Regions from separate parts of the Homo sapiens genome. Here region 1 is linked to region 2. Evidence: read pairs that join two places in POLR2A ChIA-PET (ENCODE). Cell type or tissue: CD4-positive, alpha-beta T cell. All regions are shown on one strand. Each heading gives the region's core, and the rest is flanking DNA. Links, peaks and the distances in the headings are about the cores only.

Region 1 (10,063 bases), core at 764-8,763, 59 kb before region 2:
CTATTCTATATGTACATGTTCAGAGATTTCTAGCCAACTGCCCAGTGTTATGAATATACATAACAGTGAAATGATACTTAAGCCGCATTATTAATTCAATGAAAAAGCGGAGAATACTCAGCATGGATTTCAATAGGAGGCAGCATAAAACTTAACATCACTTGTATTTCCTTTTTTTTGAGACGGAGTTTCGCTCTTGTTGCCCAGGCTGGAGTGCAATGGCATGATCTCAGCTCACTGCAACCTTCTGCCTCCCGGGTTCAAGCGATTCTCCCACCTCAGCCTCCCGAGTAGCTGGGATTACAGGCATGCGCCACCACGCCCAGCTAATTTTGTATTTTTAGTAGAGATGGGGTTTCTCCACTTAGGTCGGGGTGGTCTCGAACTCCTGACCTCAGGTGATCTGCCCACCTCGGCCTTCCAAAGTGCTGGGATTACAGGTGTGAGCCACCACGCCTGGCCTTTTTAAAATTTCTTTTAAAATAAACTAGTATTCTTACACTAAAGTACCTGCTACAGCAAGACTCTTAGCTGGCTGATCCACAGCACATTTTTTTGAGTCCATCAATGCTATTAGAATAAGGATCCAACCTCAACAGAGTGACAGACTCAAATCAGTCTTCTTCTAAGGTGAGGGGAAATGTGAGAATGCATTGTCTCTGCTTTACATCATTATAGTCCAAATCATAGGTTTACAGCAAGAGGTTAAAAAGTTACTGGGGTAGTAAAATGCTTGTAAATAATTCCATTTTTCCATGGAATACCATCATTTAATTATACACATCATAGATTTTTATTGGTAGAAAACAATTATAAGTATATAATAAAAAAATCACTGGGTCTTTGGGGAAATAAAATTAACTGTCAAACTAAGCATCATGGGATGTTTTTGCTGATATCAAATCATTATTCACTGGTTTTGTTCTCTATTTGGGAAAGAATACTTGGTACAGTTTACAGAATGCACGGGTTCAACAGTGTGAGAACTACAGGTCTTAAAACATATGTATCGATAATTGTCTATAACACTTCTAAAATTTTCCTCCAATGATAATTTTTAATAGCTAGTTCCTAAGATGTCTTACAGCATTTCCTTGACTTTACTGGTGAAAAAGATGGTGGGTAAGTAAATCTTACCTGTCCAATCTACTTGTAAAACAGTTCCTGGGTGACAGGTGAACTGGGGTGGATGGAAGATCGAGAAGTAGTAGAAAGGGAGAGGAAAAAGGACACGACAGAGAAACGAACAATAAAACTTGAATTTGAGGAGGTAAGAGTGAGGAATAAAGAAAACTTCAAGACGGCAAATATAAAGCAATTTATAATGGTTTTCAAGTGATAACATAAATGAAAGAGTTTTTCTGTAGAAAAATATTTACTGTAAGAGCTACCCACAACTTCTTGAACACAAACAATTTATTGGAAAAGTGAAACAAAAATGCCAGTGGATTCAGCAAAAGAATAATGAAGCCACTTCAGAAAGACATTTTAACTCATGATCCTAAACGTCTTCCAAAGTTTAATGTAATATATTCTTCAAAAACTGGTGTTATATCATTAATCCCATGTCTAATAATTCTGATTATTATGTTACTTTTCTAAATAGAGTTAATATTCAGAAGCACCTAGAAAAGGAGCTGGCATATAGTAAATGCTATTAAGTATTTATTTAAAAATCACATGTATTAAATCTTTTAATGACTCTCCATGTCCTACAAAATAAAGTCCCAGTTTGATGGTGTGGGTGAGGAACAGGCAGCTCAGTATTGCTGGAAGGTAGAGGACTAGGGAAGGAGTGGCTGGGGGTTAGACTGGTGATGTAGTTTGGCATTCAAGGCCATTTGCATTCTAGTCCATGCCTATCTTTCCAGATGTGGTAGCAGGTAGCCCCCAGCAAACCACAGTATCCTTGCCCTTGTGTAGTACAGTCACCCCCACCTGTGAATCTGGGCTGTATCACGACTTTCTTTGAGCAACATAATATGTGTGACCCCTCTGCCAGTTCAGGGTCTAAGCCCTTAAAAGCTCTGACAGTTTCCACTTTGGAGATCCAGCCCGACATAAAGAAAACAGCTACATGGAGAGACCACTCAGGGAGGGAGAAGGAACCAAAGGAAAGAGGGAGAGGGAAACGAAGAGAAAGAAGTTGGGGGCGGGAAGAGGAGGGGAGGACAGAGAGAGACAGACAAGGAGAGGGAGAGACAGAGAGACAGAGTAAGAGGAAGAGAAAGAGAGAGAGAGAGGGAGGGAGATTTTTTCAGTCTTCACAGTCTTTCACCAACCCCCACTAAGGTGCCAGGTATGTAAGCAAAGCCATCTTGAATGTGGCAGTCCCAGCCTCATCTGACTGCAGTTGCATGAGAGACCCCAAGAAAGACCAGCAGAACCACCTGCTAAACCCAGTCCAACCCACAGAACAATGAGAGATAATAAAACTGATGCTGTTCTTAAGCTAGTAAATTTTGCAGTGTTATTCAGCAATAAATAACTACATTACCAGTATAGCCTCCAGCCACTCCTTCCCTAGTTTTCTACCTTCTAGCAATACTGAACTTTGTTCCTCACCCACACCATCTATTTCATGCCTCCATTCTTACCATGTCTTCACCCTTTTTTCCCTCTCCTTCATTTCTGAATGAACTCTCATCCCATATATTTTCATTTTATCCCCTTGAGAGCTCCCAATTCGTCCTTGAAAATCCTCACCTTGGCTTTGCCTCTTAGGTAAAGCCCTCTCTAACTCTCCTCGACTAATCTGATCACCATCTTCTATGAACAATTTCTAGATTCTTTACATATTTCTACTAGGCATGTAGCATGTACTATATTATTCATTTAATGTCTGCCTCCTATTAGTATCCAAAGCCTTGAATTCACAAACCAAGGCTTGTTCTCTTGTTTCATTAAGCAGCGGTCCCCAACCTTTCTGGCACCAGGGACCAGTTTTGTGGAAGACAATTTTTCCATGGACGGTGTCAGGGGAGGGGTGGTTTTGAGATGAAATTGTTCCATCTCAGATCATCAGGCATTAGTTAGATTCTCCTAAGGAGTGCACAATAGGGTTCACACTCCTATGAGAATCAAATGCCGCTGCTGATCTGACAGGAGGCAGAGCTCAGGTGGTAATGCTCGCTCACTCGCCTCCTGCTGTGTGTCTCAGTTCCTAACAGGCCACAGACCAGTTCTGGTCCACAGCCTGGGGGTGGGGGATGCCTGTCATAAAGCACAGATGAAACATTAGATAAATGTTTAGTGAACTTCAATGATAGAAGTTGACCTGATATTCCATTTATCTTGTTATTCTTTCAATTGGGACATGTTTGAGAAAGAATACCTGGCATAATGGAGCTAACGGAGGCTATGGAATGAGAGATAGATGGGTTTCAATCCTGTCTCAACTACTACATTGTATAATCCTGAGCAAGTTTTATTAAACACTTACAGTTTTAAATTTTCATCTACTAAAAATGAGGAAAAATACCTACATCTCAGGGTTAAATTAAACATTTCACTAGGTGAAAACACTTAGTTTATTAGCATTACTATTAAATGCATATTTGTGATTAAACCATCTTCAGCAACTAACCCAGTTACATTTGGATCTTGTCATTTTGTGTACCTAAGACATATGTATGCTCCTCTCTACAGAATATGATGGCTATGCCTTTGTTCAGAACACTATTTTAATAGGTATTTCTTAATCAGTGAGGTCTGTCTGGAGGATCTAAAGAAAAGATCATGGAGCTGGAATACATGAAAACTTACCACTATGAATGAAACATAGCAGGTTTCTTTTTTTTTTTTTTTTTTTTTGAGACAAGAGTCTTACTCTGTCGCCCAGGCTGGAGTGCAGTGGCACAATCTCCACTCACTGCAACCTCCGCCTCCTGGGTTCAAGTGATTCTCGTGCCTCAGCTTCCCGAGTAGCTGGGATTACAGGCGTGTACCACCACACCCAGCCTATCTTCTCTATTTTAAAGCTGAGATCTGCTACAGAAAAAGCACACAACTGATCTGAACCATTATAAATTCTTACTCTTTAAAAGTCTTAGTTGGACTCTCAATACACATTCACTTGTAGATCAGACTTGTAAGACCTTGCTTCCATTTTCTTTAGCCTCTAAGCCTCTGCCATAGAATAAGATCTATATTCAGCCTTACTTTACTCTTTTTCCCTCAATCTTTTTTTTTTTTTTTGAGACAGAGTTTCACTCTCGTTGCCCAGCTGAAGTGCAATGGCACGATCTCAGCTCACCACAACCTCCACCTCTCGGGTTCAAGAGATTCTTCTGCCTCAGCCTCCTACGTAGCTGGGATTACAGGCATGCACCACAATGCCCAGCTAATTTTTGTATTTTTAGTAGAGACGGGGTTTCTCCATGTTGGTTAGGCTGATCTCAATCTTCTGACCCCAGGTGATCCTGCCTGCCTCGGCCTCACAAAGTGCTGGGACTACAGGTGTGAGCCACCATGCCCAGCCTTTTCCTCAATCTTTTAAGCATATTACTACGCCTAATTACTTAGAAACAAAAAACATAAACTAAAAATGTCCTCAGCTTCCCAATAAATCTATCTGTTCACCAATCTCTCCTTCTTTTTAATCTCAAAAGAGGTTTCAACATTCTGATTAAAGCCAATTTCTCTTGTTTTCACCTTGGCCCAAATCCCTATCATCTCTTCTAGGAACTTGCTCTATAAATTGTCCTCTCTTTGATGGATCACTCTAATCTACACAGTCTCAACAGATACTTCCTTTCCAAATGTAAATATCCTCACATTTTCCCCTCCTACCAAAACACTTTGAATATATGCCCTATCTAGTTAATTTCAAACCACTCTTTCTTTCCAACAAATTAATATGTACTGTCTTCATTTGTTCACTTCTGAATCTTTCTTTTTCCACTATTTTATACATTGTATCCATGTTTAAATTCCCAGCATAACTCAGTAACTGACACATATTAGGCACTTTCAACATTCCACTCAAAGCCACCAATCACATCTTCAGTAGCTGAATCCAATGGACAAATTTTAGACATATTTTATCTGGCTTCTGCCAGCATCAAGCTGTTAGCTATTTTTACCATCTTTAAATGTTAATCTGCTAAACTTTTATCTGCTAAAGTTTTCTCCCTTACATTTTCTTGTCCCAGGCATTCTTCAAATGCAACTGTTCGTTTACATTTTATCCTAAATTCTTTTCTCTTTCCATTGGAGAAGACAGGGGAGCAAACGCTAAAGCTACTGCAGCCTTTGTGATTTCTATCCCTCACCAAGAGACAGCACTAACCACTTCCTCCTCTATGCTAACTATGCAGCATGTACATGTTTCTTTTTGTACGCATGTCTGTTTGCATATCGTGAGAAACACACAAATCACTCCACAGAAGTTGACTTGACCCTAGAAACTGAATTTGTAATCATTTTTAAGCCTCCTCTTCTAAACCTTCTTTTACAGATACAAAAAAATAAAACATTTGGTCCCAATGTTATTCACATTTCTTTAAAAAACCAAATTAAAATGTCTTAAATTCCTTCTGGAGTTATACACAATAATTATACTTTGATAATGCATTTTAAAGTTCTACTCACCCAAAGGCTGGTCAGTTGTTTGCTCTTTATTATCTATACAAAGATAAAAAAGCAAAACATGTAAGATCCATGGTATATTTCCAGAGTTAAAGATACATGAAAAGTATATAACATCAGCAGCATCACTTACAGAATATAGTTTCTACTCTTCAGATTTTTAATAAAAACACTCTTGAATGGAAAAAAACGATGGTGGTGTTCACAATAGGAAGTAGCAGTAGTTACCATTTCCTGATGCCTCAGCTGGCACCGTTCTATATGCTTTATATATAACAGATCTAATGAAACCTCACTCTACCCTATGAGGTGCCTACTATTATTAACCCCATTATATAGATAAGGAAATTAAGGCAGAGAGAGATTAAAGTCACTTGCCCAAAGTTATGAAGCTAGTAAGTAGCAAATCTGGATACTAACTTAGGGAGTCTCCTTCTGGATTCTATGCTTTCACCCTCTAGTATACATAAAATAAAATCCCGCCCCGCACCTGAAGCACCATGTAGGGAAAGATGTAGTTCATCAGTTGTGTGTCCACTACTGTCGGGAGATAACTTTGTACTACTGGTCAAATACATGCCACTGAAGCCTATTAAAAGCTTTCCCTATACAACATTCTTCTTTTAAACCTAAATTTTTGGTACTCCCTGAATTGTGGGAAATGAGGAAAAACTCAAAGGGCCAGGAAAATTTTAGAATCTTAGTGGTGGCTATTTACAAAAGTTTTTCTGAAATAACTTTTCATAATGTTCATTAAAGAAAAGCAAGAATTAACAGACTAATTTAGGAAAGGGGATTCTATCCAGACCCCCTATTCTCCCCCAGTAAGAGAAACAATTACTAGGATGGTTTTTGACAGTTCAAGACCTACTTGAGGCAGGTCTCATTGAGGCTTTATGTGAATTTGAGGACACTACAGCAAGGAGAATGACGCACAGGTAATGGGGACTTTCTGCTGTGTCTAGTTTGCTTATATACAGTCAGCACAGCCCAATGGCATTCACAATAATAGATGTTTGCTAATGCAATATGAGTATGACACTAAGCAAACTAGTAATGATGCTAAAATAATGAGAAATAAGTGGAGAAGTAATAGGGTTTTCTACAAATATTAAATGACATAACCACCTTCTTAAACTATTCCTGAAAGGTTTTATTTTCAGATCTATCCACAGGTTCCATCATTGTCTTTCAGAAAGCCTACACGAGGTTGATATCCTGTGTCTTCATGTAGTTCTCACTGTTGATATGCCTTTTATCTCAGGTGAAGGCTTAACTTATTAGAAATCTGTTCTAATTAAAATTAGCCTACAGAGTTCTACATACTCTTGACAACTGTCACTCATTAAGAAATGGTCACTGACCAACCGACCTGTACGATGCCAATGATCCCCACAAACACACTTCTTACTCCAGATATAGGCACCCACCCAACTAGTTCAGATATGCTGTATGACTGAGGCACCAAGAAAAAGGTCCCAGGGGTCTGATCAGTTCAGAAATGTTACCCCTGTCACTCTGTCAAACACTGCTTCCTGCTTTCAGATTAAAGGTCACGTACTTCCCCCATTAACTTCCTTGTTATGATATAAGGAGTAATACACAATGATAATACCTTGAGGTTTTATGTTACCTCAAACACTTCTTTTCTACCCTTACAGTTTTATAACCTAAAATATTTTTAATGTATCACTTGTATAAAATTGTACTTCATGTAGTTAATTTCAACCTTAAATTATATTATTTCAATAAAGAGAAAAAAGTTACTAGTATTACTGTAGCAAAAGAGTACCTACGGTAACTTTGCTGCATTCAACAACTTAAAAATCTAAAACTAAAGTTTTATGTTTGTATTACTCACCAGGATGACCAAGATTATTTAATTCATCTAAAACAAAGTAAGAGAAAATAGATTAAGTAATCTAAACACCAATTTAGCACAAATAGTAAGACTAATCCAAGTAGTTTTGAGCCAGTGAATCATGTTATAGTGTTTTATCAGTTTACAACTTTTCAAATTAAATGAAGAAGCCATGCAAATACTGAATAGCAAAGAATAGTGAATATTGCTGTGCTTATCATTTAGGACTTCTAAGCCATCACTGTTTTCATTAAGTGACAAAAACTAGGCTCTTTCATAATTTATTCATAGTTTTAGATATTCTGGCTAATTAAAAACAGTAATCTCAAATGATCTTTTTAAGTCAACTTTTAATTTTAGAACATTTTAAGGTTTACAGAACTACTGTGAAGGTAGTGCAGAGAGAGTTCCTATATACCCCATACCTAATTTCTCTATTATTAACATCTTATGTTAGCCTAGTGTATTTGTCACGTCTTATGCTAGAATAGTATATTTGTCACAACTAATGAACCATTAATGGTCTTTTTTGCTCAGGGACTCCATTCAGGATCTCACATTACAACTGCTTGTGTCTCCTCAGGCTTGTATCTTCTTGGTTCTGACACCTGCTCAGGTGTTCCTTGTCTGTGATGACACTGACGGTTTTGAGGAGTAACTGTCAGGTATTTTGCAGAATGTCACTCAACTGAGATTTGATGTTTTTCTCATGGTTAGATTCATAGTTTCTCAAGGTGTAAGGTGTTTTTGGGAGAAATAGTGGTTTCAGAATTAACCTGTACCCCATGGGACATCTTATCATGGCCAATGGATAGGTAAAATAAGTAATGACATTATAGCTATCTATTTTTTCAAGTTTTATGAAGATAAAAATTAACATTAACAATAAATTACAAATGTTATATACTATTCATACTTTTTTAATGTAGAAACTTTATTCTTATATGTTACATAAAATCAATTGAAGAAGGTCTGAGTCAGCACATGTGTTATGTGCAATTTTTTTTGCCTTCAGTATTAGGCTCAACTCATTCCCAGTTACTTAGTTATTTAGGTCAGTAGCACTGTACTCTTTCACCCCTCTTCAGTGAGGCTGTACCATACATTTGCAATACAGTTAGGTTCTTTTCTTATAGTCTGTATTCCATCTTGGAATCCCCCTCCTCTGACCTCCTAAATGATTAAAATTTGTATACATGTATTCATCATTAATCATACAGAATAGTTCCACTGCCCTAAAAAAATCCACCTATTCAACCCGCACCCCTCATCCTGATCAAGTATCTTTTTTTCATTCATACATAATAATCGTACATATTTATGGGATACATATGATATTTTGACACATGCATATGATATATAATGATCAAATCAGGGTATTTAGGATATCCATCATCTCAGACACTTATTTCTTTGTGTGGGGAACATTTCACTTCTAGCTATTTTGAGAGACATGGTAAATAGCTGTTACCTATTGTCACCCTACTGTGCTATCAAACACTAGAACTGATTCCTTCTAACTGCAGGTCTGTACTTATCAACCAACCTCTCTTCATCCACCCCCAAGCCTCTTGCCAGTCTCAATCTACTCTCTACCTCCATGAGATCAACTTTTTTAGCTCCCATAGATAAGTAAGAACATATGATATTTGTCTTTCTGTGCCTGGCTTATTTCACTTAACATAATGACTGTTCCATCCATGTGGCTGCAAGTGACATCATTTCATTCCTTTTTTATGGCTGAATAGTCTGATCAAGTCTCTTGAATAAAATACACAAAATGAAATAGAGGACACCATGCTAAATAGGTAAAAATATATATATAATAAAGGACACTGTTCATATGCAATTCTCAATTTTGTGGACTTTCATTGAAAAAAATTTGGATCTAATTTTTTCATCTGAGACTTCTGGAGAAACTTCGTAACTGGATTTTCATCTCTATATGTTCTAAATAGAGTTATTTGAAAATTATTATTTAATAGTGTGCTTGCTACTGCAAAAATTATAGAGAATACTGCAGGTACAGAAGCAGCACAGCAAGGTGATAATTCACATGCATCACCTTGGAGCCAAACAGCGGGGCTAGCTTATATTTATTCTTAAGAGGTTTCCAACATTAGGAAGACTTAAAAACCATGCAATTAGGCAAAAAGGATTAGGAGAGGAAGAGGAGTTCGATTAGGATTTCTTCACATGGCTTCCCTCAAACAGGGTTAACAGATCATGGGATTAGAACTCTCTTACAAGAGAGAATTCTTGTTTGCAACTACATATTAGGATGAAAACAGTAATTATAGTATTTCAGAGTGATACTATAGAGACATGAAGGACAGGAAAATCAGAAAATATAAAATTTAACATTATTTCCTTACTTTACCCAAGTAGAGCCTAAGCTTATGTAATAGAGGCAGAAATTGAAAAAAATACTTTGCCATCCACAAATCTAATTTTGCAAAACAATGTGACATCACACTAAGGAAAGATGATCCAAATTTTAATATTTACTCATTACAATTTAAGTACAATGCTTTGGCTAATTAAAACAAATTAGAAGTTTATGTTGAAATAGATTTTCAGTTCCCTTTACATATTATGGTAAAGGTGACATGG
Region 2 (10,063 bases), core at 1,140-9,139:
ACAAAAGGACAAATATTGTACAACTTTGCTTATAGGAGGTACTTCACATGGTCAAATTCATAGAGACAGGAAGTAGAAAAGTGATTGCCAGGGGCTAGTGGGAGAAGGGAATGGGGAGGTATTGTTTAATAGGTACAGAGTTTCTGTTTGAGACGATGAAGAAGTTCTGGGGATGGCTGTACACACTGCAAACGGACTTAAGGCCACTGATTTGCACACTCAAAAATAGTTCAAAGGTAAATTTTATGTTATATATAGTTTATCGCACACACAAAAAGAATCATACTGATATCTTGGCTGTAGTCCCCAGAGACAGTGATTTTAATTGGTTTGGGTGGGGCACAGGCAACAGTGGTTTTAAAAGTTCCTCAGATGAGTCTGATGTGCAGCGAGGCCTGAAAAGGGATGGACCATCTCCAGGGCAGCTGGCTCAGCCTTGACTGCATATTAGAATCATTTGGGGAGTTTAAAAATGTACCTAGATCTGTGGCTAAAGTAAAAAAAAATTCATTGTACACTTAAAAATAACTAAAAGCATAATTGGAATGTTTGTAATACAAAGACATGAGAAATGCGTGAGGTGATGGACACCCCATTTCCCCCAATGTGATTATTATATATTGTTTGCCTGTATCCAAATTGCTCACATATCCCATAAATATAGATACCTGCTAGGTCCCCATAAAAATAAACAATTTAAAAAAATATACTCATGTCTGAGTCTTACACCCCAGATTCTTACTTGATTGGCTTGGGGGTGCTGCCTGGTCATTGAGATTTTTTTGTGTTTCCTAAGCTGATTCTAAAATGTGGGTAAGGCTCAGAATCATTGCCCTTGAGAAAGCCTAGGATCATTTCACCTTTGGAGAAAAAGTACTTAACGTATGTCATTGAAGAAATCAGAGTCATGGGGCTGGGGGGGTGCTTCTGGTGAGAGTCAAGGGGCCAAATTCTCTATATATTGCCATGTATGTATATGCAGTCAGAATGTGAAAAATGGGAGAAGCAAAGACCAGTAGAGGGCCCAGGAGAAAGGGAGTAAAGATCCATCTATTAGGCTCACTCCTAAGGGAGAAAGGCTCTTTATTCTTCCAGGCATCCAGCTCCTACCAGCTGCTGCTGCTGCTTTTATTTTATTTTATTTTATTTTATTTTTTTCTGAAACCAGAGTTTTCCTCTGTCACCCAGGCTGGAGTGCAGTGGCACGATCTTGCCCCACGGCAACCTCCACCTCCTGGGTTCAAGCAATTCTCCTGCCCAGCTGCTGGGACTACAGGCACATGCCACCACGCCCAGCTAATTTTTATATTTTTAGTAGAGATGAGGTTTCACCATATTGGTCAGGCTGGTCTCAAACTCCTGACCTCAGTTGATCCACCCACCTCAGCCTCTCAAAGTGGTGGGATTACAGGCGCAAGCCACCGCGCCCGGCCTTCCTACCGGTTTCTAACATAGGCACTGCTCCTCTGCTCCCGTACTCCATCCCCAATCCCTATGTGAACTCCTTTCCCTGCCCAGGAAGAGTTCAGAGCTGACCTTTCCAGCCAGAGTTATAAAAAGCCGGGGATGTTGAGAGTGTCCCAGTGAAGGGACCATAGGCTGGTGCATGAAAAATAAGCCCGTTTACCTTTAAAGGACCACTGAGGTGGTAGACATACACCATCCCCTGATGAATTCTGACCGGCTTCAGCTTTTTCTCTCTCTCTCTCTTTTTTTTTTTTTTTTTTTTGTCTTTTGTCACTCTTATCTGCCTTGGTATTTGTATGTCTGTTCTTCTGTATAGATGCTTTCTTAGTCTGCTCATTAGGTTGCATTACATTCCTGCTGTCTTATTTGTGAAAGCCCTACTCCAGTCCTAGGTCCTTGGAATCAAAGCCAACTAGATGAGGGGTGGGGTGGGGATTTAGACATGCAGCTGAAAGGCAATGAGGGATCAGGGTGGCACCTAGAAGACAGGAAGTGTGGAGACAGTTGATGGCCCAGCTCTGCTCTGGGCCTTGGAGTAATGGTGGTTCCTCGTTAGTCCAACCCATTCCATCAAGGTAGAAGTCTATTATAAAGATTTCAGCAGATGACTCACCTGATCGTAAAGAGACCACACTTGCCAGCAATGTCTTCTGTGTACTATGCCCCTCTTCCATTTACAGGTGTCCTTGGGAACCAAGCAGACATTGACAAGGAGACTTGGGCTTCCAGATCCTGACTCCATTCAGATACAGCTGCCAAGGGGCACAAAATTTAAAACAGAACTCATGTTTTCTAGAAGCCTATGATCTAGTTGTGGAGATAAATTATACAAACAAAAAAGTGACAAGCAAGGTTTTGGACATTAGGACTTCTTTATTGTTGATGTGTGTAGTTCAGTAGTTTTCTGGAGACTTTTGTCAAAGAGCCTATGGATGAGCAAAGAGCAAAGAGAAATAATTTTCCAGGATTAGGAATGGTGGGTGCAGAGAGTTAAAGGAATCTTTGTGAAGACTGATTATGAAGGCATGATTCTTTCTGCATAATAAATTGTGTACTTTATTATTATTAGTTTAAATGTGACAACCATGATCATTCTCGGTTAATATCGACATTACCCTTTGCAGGTAAGCACACTCAGGTAGAAAGGTGGTTAAATACTGTATTACATACCTCCAAGGATGACCTGTTCTCAGTCCTCTGGGATTTCTGATAGAGGGAGTTTAGCAGACTCTTCACAAACTGTTAGGTGCCAAGAATTGATTCAAAGCTCCTGATCACTGGGCTGTTCATTCAGAGTGTGGGAGTTCCTTGGTGTGGTACACTGTAGACACATTTAAACAGAGGGCAGCGTGGACTGGATGTTCTCTGAGGTCCCTTTACTTCCGAGGTTCTAAGTAGTAAGGGACTTTGGATAAGGGAGAAACTTAAAAAAGTTACAGTGGCTGAAGAAAGCCTAAGAGAAAAGTAGGGGCCTAAATTGTACCTGAAGGCTGGGCAGAGTTGGAAGGACATATTAGTTCCTCCAGACAGGAGAACATATGATCAAAGACTACCTGTGGACAATTATCACAGATCAAAGACTAGCTGGGGACAATGATCACAGTGACTGCAGGATGGTGGAATACTTATGAAGCAAATAATATGTAAATAAGATTTATTTGTGTCAGGGAGGGGGCAGCATTTAAATAACCGGCAGTTGAAAATTGTACCATATTAGTTATATGTCTAAAATTAGATGTTCAGAATAAACAGCTATTTCAGAAGAATGGACACAGTATTAAATTAAAATACAAGTAAGATTTATTTGTTGGAGGAAGTGGGAGAGGAAGGTACATGTTCAGTTGACTCAACAGTTTAAATCATACCTAAGACATTTACATATCAGCTATATGCTAATCCTTATATGATAATTAGTAATTAAATTCATTTTGCAAAAACATCAGTGAAAGCTTTGCTGTGAAACAGTTTTGTAGGAGGCTAGTTGAAATTATTGTTAAATGCCTATTTGAAAGGGCAATTAGTTAGACTATTCTGTAGTTCAAGCTTTTCACTAAGTGACTTAGTGAGTTATACTTAATGAAGTTCTGTTATATATAGATCAGAGGTCCGAAGCTCTTGGAAATTCTTATATTTTAATAAAGTAAGCAGTCAAGAACTGTTTAATGATAATAAGAGTAGCTTGACACAGATACATATTTAGTCACCTGTTTAACAATCACAGAATATCAACCCTAAAGAGCACCTTAGCTGACCTAGGCCAAGACCTTCAGCATCAGACAGTCTTGTAGCCTGGAGAGATTTTTCTCTGTCTCTTCCTAAACCTCTACTATAGTGGTTCTTAAAGTGTGGTCCTGCCTCAGCAACATCAGGGACCTTTTGAAAAATGTAAATTCTGGCTGGGTGTGGTGGCTCACACCTGTAATCCCAGCACTTTGGGAGGCTGAGGTGGGCTGATCACTTGAGGTCAGGAGTTTGAGACCAGCCTGGCCAACATGACGAAACCCTGTCTCTACCAAAAATATAAAAAATTAGCCGGGTATGGCAGCACGCACCTGTAATCCCAGCTACTTGGGAGGCTGAGCCAGGAGAATTGCTTGAACCCGGCAGGCAGAGGTTGCAGTGAGTCGAGATCTTGCCACTGTACTCCAGCCTGGGTGACAGAGCGAGACTCCATCTCAAAAAAAAAAAAAAAAAAAAAGAGTTAAAAACATGCAAATTCTTAGGCCCCACCTCTGATCCCCTGATCGACTGAATCGAAACTCTGGGGTGGACCCAACAATATGTAGCTTAGTAAGCCCTCCAGGTGATCCTGATCCACACTGGGGTTTGAGAACTGTTTCCCCACACTACAGCTTCAAAATATCTTGAGGAAATAACTTCTCTTAGATCACTCTTAGCCACACAGAGAAATACTTCCTGTTTTATGTCTAAATTTATCTTCCTAAAGCTTTGAAGGGTGGAGCACACTATCTTCAGAAGTGTAGATACTTTTTTCACATTCCTTTATGGGCAACATGCTAGGGTGCATCTCAGCAGAAGGGTGGCCAAGCCTGGGAGGGGATGAAGACAGAGCTGGCACTAAGCAGGGACATGGGGAAACAAGGGCTGATCTTAGCCATTATTTGATTATTTGATAATCCAAGATTCACTCCAAAGAGGAGCACAGCATAGTCTGGTTCAGCACCTGGGTTTTTAAGACTAATAACACTGAGTCAGAGATTCACAAGGTTGTGGGGGGAATCTTTGGACCTAGGTAGTAGAGATAAAATGACGGGAATCATCTATACTGGCCAACATTGTTCTAGAAATTGTCTGAATAAAGCATAACAGAATAGAGAAGGGTCCAACCCTCTGGGGATATAGCATTGACAAGGAAAAAATGACCTCAGATGACTGGCTGCAATTTAGGGCAGGATTCTACTGCTCCCCTCCCCCTCATTTCTGCCAACCCAGCATTAGCTAAGAAATCCAGGGATCCAGGATGTACAAGTAATGAGGGCGGAAGGAGCACATAGGTGGTCCAACTGTGCTGCTGAGGTCTTCCCAGCACTGTTTGGGATCTGTTCCAGAGAAGGGAAGGACTGTGCAGATAGCTGGTGGCTACTGCTTTGTCTGCCTAGAGTGGAGTAGCACTCTGTTCTCAGGAATACTGCTTTCCACAGTGTGGTTTAATGGGATCCCCCAGTTTCTGACTGATCTGCTTCCCTAACTCAGTGATTGGCTACAGATAGGCATGTTCCCCAAATTCAGTCCTGAGACTTCTGACCTTCAACCAGATGGAAGATCTTGGGTTTGCTCAGGTGGCAAACCTGTGAGGTATGAGTCTGAGCTGTTCGGTGGCCATGTCCCACAGGCTGTGCAGAAGAAGCCAGTCTGTGGTGGGAGAGAGTGGCTGGTGCACTGAGAGAAGCAGAAACAAGAGACAGAGAAAGGGCGGGTGGTGTTCCAGTCCCAGGTGTGGTCAGTCCTGAGGTCCAGCTCATACCCACCTTTCCTGCAGTTCAGTTGGGTGAGCCTACAAATCTCCCTTTTCTGCCTAAGCCAAATTGTTCCTGTGGATACAGTGTCTAACTTCTTGTCATCTTTCTGAAGATGCTTTAACTGGCAAAGCATCCATCAGGGTTTTATTTTGGTTTTAGAGGTAATAATGATTATTTTATTTTATTTTCCCAGTGGATAAACAATCATCCTATGCTATTTTTTTATTGTGATGAAATATACAATACATAAGATTTTCCATTTTAACATTTTTTAGCGTGCAATTTAGTGGCATTAAGTACATTCACATTGTTGTGACATCACCATTCATCTCCAGAACTTTTTCATCTTCCCCAACTGAAACTCTATACCCATTAAACAATACCTCCCCATCTCAGGCAACCACCAGAGGATTTCTAGTCAAAAGTAGAATGGTGGTTTTATTTGCATTCTAATACTTCCCTGAGAACAGTTCTTGAGGCCTTTGAGACATTGGGCAGATTAACTTCAGGAGAGAGATGAGACTCCTAGGTTCCTTCCCATGGCTACACTTTTCCAATTGAAATTCACCAACTACTTTTCTATCTCGCCTCAGTAGTGTGAGCAACCTTAAGTTAAACAGGCAGGACTTGGAGGGTCTAATTATAATGCAATTTTACTTTTAACTCCCACTATTGCTTTAAATGTATTCTGTGGAATTAGTCTTTGTCCCACCCTCGATTAAATTTGGGACAATATGACTATTCCATTTATTCATGTGCAATAAAAAGGTCTTGCAATTAGTAATTAAAATGTCCAATCTTGGGTAATCATCACATAATCAAATCTAGGAGGCTCCTCCTTTCCCGAGCTCAGATGAGAAGCCTGCAGTGAGGAAGGAAGGAGGTAGGCTGTTTCCATGTGATTCCATCTAATGCTTTTACCTTTTTTTTTTCTTTCTGAGACGGAGTTTCACTCTTTTTGCCCAGGCTGGAGTGCAATGGTGCCATCTTGGCTCACTGCAACCTCCACCTCCCAGGTTCAAGTGATTCTCCTGCCTCAGCCTCCCAAGTAGCTGGGATTACAGGTGCCTGCCACCACGCCCGGCTAATTTTTTGTATTTTTAGTAGAGACGGGGTTTCACCATGTTGGCCAGGATGGTCTCGATCTCTTGACCTCGTGATCCGCCCACCTTGGCCTCCCAAAGTGCTGGGATTACAGGCATGAGCCACCACGCCCGGCCTGCTTTTACCTTTTCTTCTGCAGTTTGCCAAGTGTGGTTTCTGACCCTGCAAGCATAAACTGCAGGAAGGGAGAAGAGGTATGGGGTACAAGGAATGCTTACCTGGCTGGTACTGTTATGTTGAGCTAACAGGGGGCTCTAGAAACTTGGCAGATGTTTAGAGCTCTCTGGTGGCCATATTAATAGACACTTCTTCAAAGACCCAACCCTCATCACTGGGTATCTCTCGTTCCTAATTTCCCTAGCTGGGGCAAGTACAGCTCTATTTTGGATGGCCATTTCCTTCTTCTTCAGCTCTTAGGAACTTTAGATTATTTATGGCTTACCCTACTGAGGTTTTGCTGCCCCTCTAGGTAACCCCCAGAACAAGACCTAAATTGATCCTTTGTGCTAGCTCTTGCTTGCATGAGGCCCCCAAAGGGATTAACAGCCCACCAAAGTGGCATTAAAATTACTTCATAATGAAAACATGTGAACAATTAGCAGCCACAGAAAAATATTAAACTTAAGCAGAACCTGTCAGTCAAGAGTTTTGTGTCCTGCCAGAAGCTGACTTCATAAATCAAGGAGAAATAAACTCCTTCCCAGACAAGCAAATGCTGAGGGAATTTGTCACCACTAGATCAGCTGTACAGGAAATGCTCAAAGGGGTCTTAAACATGGAAGTGAAAGGTTAATTTTCACCATTATGAAAACACACAGAAATATAAAAGACACACAGAACTAAATGAAATAGAGATTTAAAAATACGAAGGACTGTTGAAATGAAAAGCGGTTCTTTGAAAAGGTAAACAAAAATGATAAACCACTAGCTAGACTAACAAAGAAGAGAGAAGATCCAAATAAACACAATCAGAAATGAAAAAGGAAACATTACGACTGAAACCACAGAAATACAAAAGATCATTAGAGACTATTACGAGTAGCTGCACACTCACCAACTAGAAAATCTAGAAAGTTCACAGTTCGTATAAAACAGCAACACAAAGGAGGAAAAGAAAGGAATCAAATGGCAACACAACAGAATTTCATCAAACCACAAAGACAAGGAAAGAAAAGAAACAAAGAATTTATAAAAACGACTTGAAAACAATCAGCAATTTGACAGGAACAAAGCCTCCTGTGTCAATATTAACCTTGAATATAAATGGATTAAACGTGCCACTTTAAAGGTAGAGTTTGGTAGAATGGATTTAAAAAACATGATCCAACTATATGCTGCCTACAATAAGTTCACCTTACCCATAAAAACACATAGACTAAAAGTAAAGAGGTGGAAAATGAGATTCCAAGTAAATGGAAATCAAAAGTGAGCAGGAATAGCTATGCTTATATCAGATAAAACAGACTTTAAACCAAAAACATAATATAATTTAAAAAAATGAAGGCCATTATATAATAATCAAGGGATCAATTCAGCAAGAGGATATAACAATTCTAAATATATATGCACCCAACATCAGAGCACCCAAATTCACAAAACAAATATTACTAGACCTAAAGAAAGATAGACAGCAATACAATAATAGCAGGGGATTTTAATACCCCACTCACAGCACTAGAGAAATCACAGAGACAGAACATTAACAAAGAAACATCGGACTTAAATTGGACTTTAGACCAAATAGACTTAACAGACATTTACAGAACATTCTGCCCCCAAACCACATACAACTACAAGGTGCATTCTTTTCATCAGTACATGGGATGTTCTCCAAGATAAACCACATGTTAGGCCACAAAACAAGTCTTAACAAATTTTTAAAAATCAGAATTAGATCAAGTATTTTCTCAGACCACAGTGGAATAAAGGTAGAAATCAATATCAAGAGGAACTTTGGAATCTATACAAATTAAACAACATGCGCCTGAACAATTGCTGGGTCAATGAATAAATGAAGACAGAAGTTAAAAATTTTTTTGAAAAGAATGAAAATGAAAACACATCATACCAAAACACGTGAGATACAGCAAAAGCAGCACCAGGTGAGAAGTTACATCAAAAAAGTAGAAAGATCACAAATTAATGATCTAATGTTACACCTCAAGGAACTAGAAAAACCAGAACAAACCAAACCCCAAAGTTAGTAGTAGAAAAGAAATAGCAAAGATTAGAGCAGAACTAAATGAAATAGAGATTTAAAAATACAAAGGATTATTGAAATGAAAAGTGGTTCTTTGAAAAGATAAACAAAAATGATAAACCACTAGCTAGACTAACAAAGAAGAGAGAAGATCCAAATAAACACAATCAGAAATGAAAAAGGAGACATTACAACTGAAACCACAGAAATACAAAAGCTCATTAGAGACTATTATGGGTAGCTGCACACTCACCAACTAGAAAATCTAGAGGAAATGGATAAATTCCTGGAAAAACATAACCTGCCAAGATTGAACGAGGAAGAAACAGAACACCTGGATTGATATAGTTTGGCTGTGTCCTCACCCAAAACTCATCTTGAGTTGTAGCTTCGACAATTCCCATGTGTTGTGGGAAGGACCCAGTGGGAGGTAATTGAATCATGGGGGCAGGTCTTTCCCATGCTGTTCTCGTGATAATGAATAAGTCTCATGAGATCTGATGGTTTTATAAAGGGGAGTTTCCCTGCATAAGTTCTCTTCTCTTGTCTGTTGGCATGTGATATGTGCCTTTCATCTTCTACCACGATTGTGAGGCCTCCCCAGCCACGTGGAACTGTGAGTTCATTAAATCTCTTTCTTTTGTAAATTTCCCAGTCTCAGGTATGTCTTTATCAGCAGCGTGAAAATGGATTAATACATGGATGGATCAATAACGGGCAGCAAAATTGAATTAGTAATAAAAAAAAAACCCCAAGGCAAAAAAAAAAAAAGTCTAGGACCAGATGGATTCATGGCCAAATTCTACCAAACATGCAAACAAGAACTAATACTGATCCTTTGGAAACTATTCTGAAAAATCAAGGAGGTGTATCACCCTGATACCCAAACCGGACAAGGACACAACAACAACAAAACCACAAACCAATATCTCCGATGAACGTAAACACAAAAATCCTCAACAAAATATTAGCAAATTGAATCCAGTAGCACATCAGAAACATAATACATGGCCGGGCGCGGTGGCTTACACCTGTAATCCCAGCACTTTAGGAGGCCGAGGCAGGCGGATCACGAGGTCAGGAGTTTGAGACCAAGCCTGACCAACATGGTGAACGAGGTCAGGAGTTCGAGACCAGCCTGACCAACATGGTGAAACCCTGTCTCTATTAAAAATACATAAAAAAAAAATTTGCCGGGCATGGTGGCGCATGCCTGTACTCCCAGCTACTCAGGAGGCTGAGGCAGGAGAATCGCTTGAACCCAGGAGGTGGAGGTTACAGTGAGCCGAGATCATGCCGCTGCACTCCAGTC

The links. ChIA-PET counts read pairs that join two places held together with the same protein. Peaks named below come from ENCODE experiments on the same cell type or tissue, not always from the same donor. Only the 100,000 strongest peaks of a DNase experiment are listed, where the experiment ranks them.
Region 1: POLR2A ChIA-PET joins it to region 2 with 14 read pairs; 6 of 35 experiments call an interaction of 5 or more read pairs at or near these places.

Annotation. Positions count from the first base shown.
Region 1 is chr18:58,711,497-58,721,559 of GRCh38, reverse strand. It overlaps MALT1 (MALT1 paracaspase), which reads right to left. Exons shown (of 17, transcript NM_006785.4): 8 at 7,451-7,477; 9 at 5,593-5,625. All of the region lies in intron 1 of LOC105372146 (a long non-coding RNA gene), which reads left to right. Among named protein-coding and RNA genes, the nearest start is that of MALT1-AS1, 45 kb to the right of the region's middle. In CD4-positive, alpha-beta T cell, for the core only: no CTCF peak of the experiment used is centred there; DNase peaks (open chromatin) are centred at 5,309, 6,529 and 7,119; H3K27ac peaks cover 2,430 bases.
Region 2 is chr18:58,652,588-58,662,650 of GRCh38, reverse strand. It overlaps LINC03110 (long intergenic non-protein coding RNA 3110), which reads right to left and starts at 4,112. Exons shown (of 4, transcript NR_187442.1): 1 at 4,020-4,112; 2 at 2,638-2,788; 3 at 2,081-2,219. In CD4-positive, alpha-beta T cell, for the core only: no CTCF peak of the experiment used is centred there; a DNase peak (open chromatin) is centred at 4,250; H3K4me3 peaks cover 1,498 bases; H3K27ac peaks cover 1,843 bases.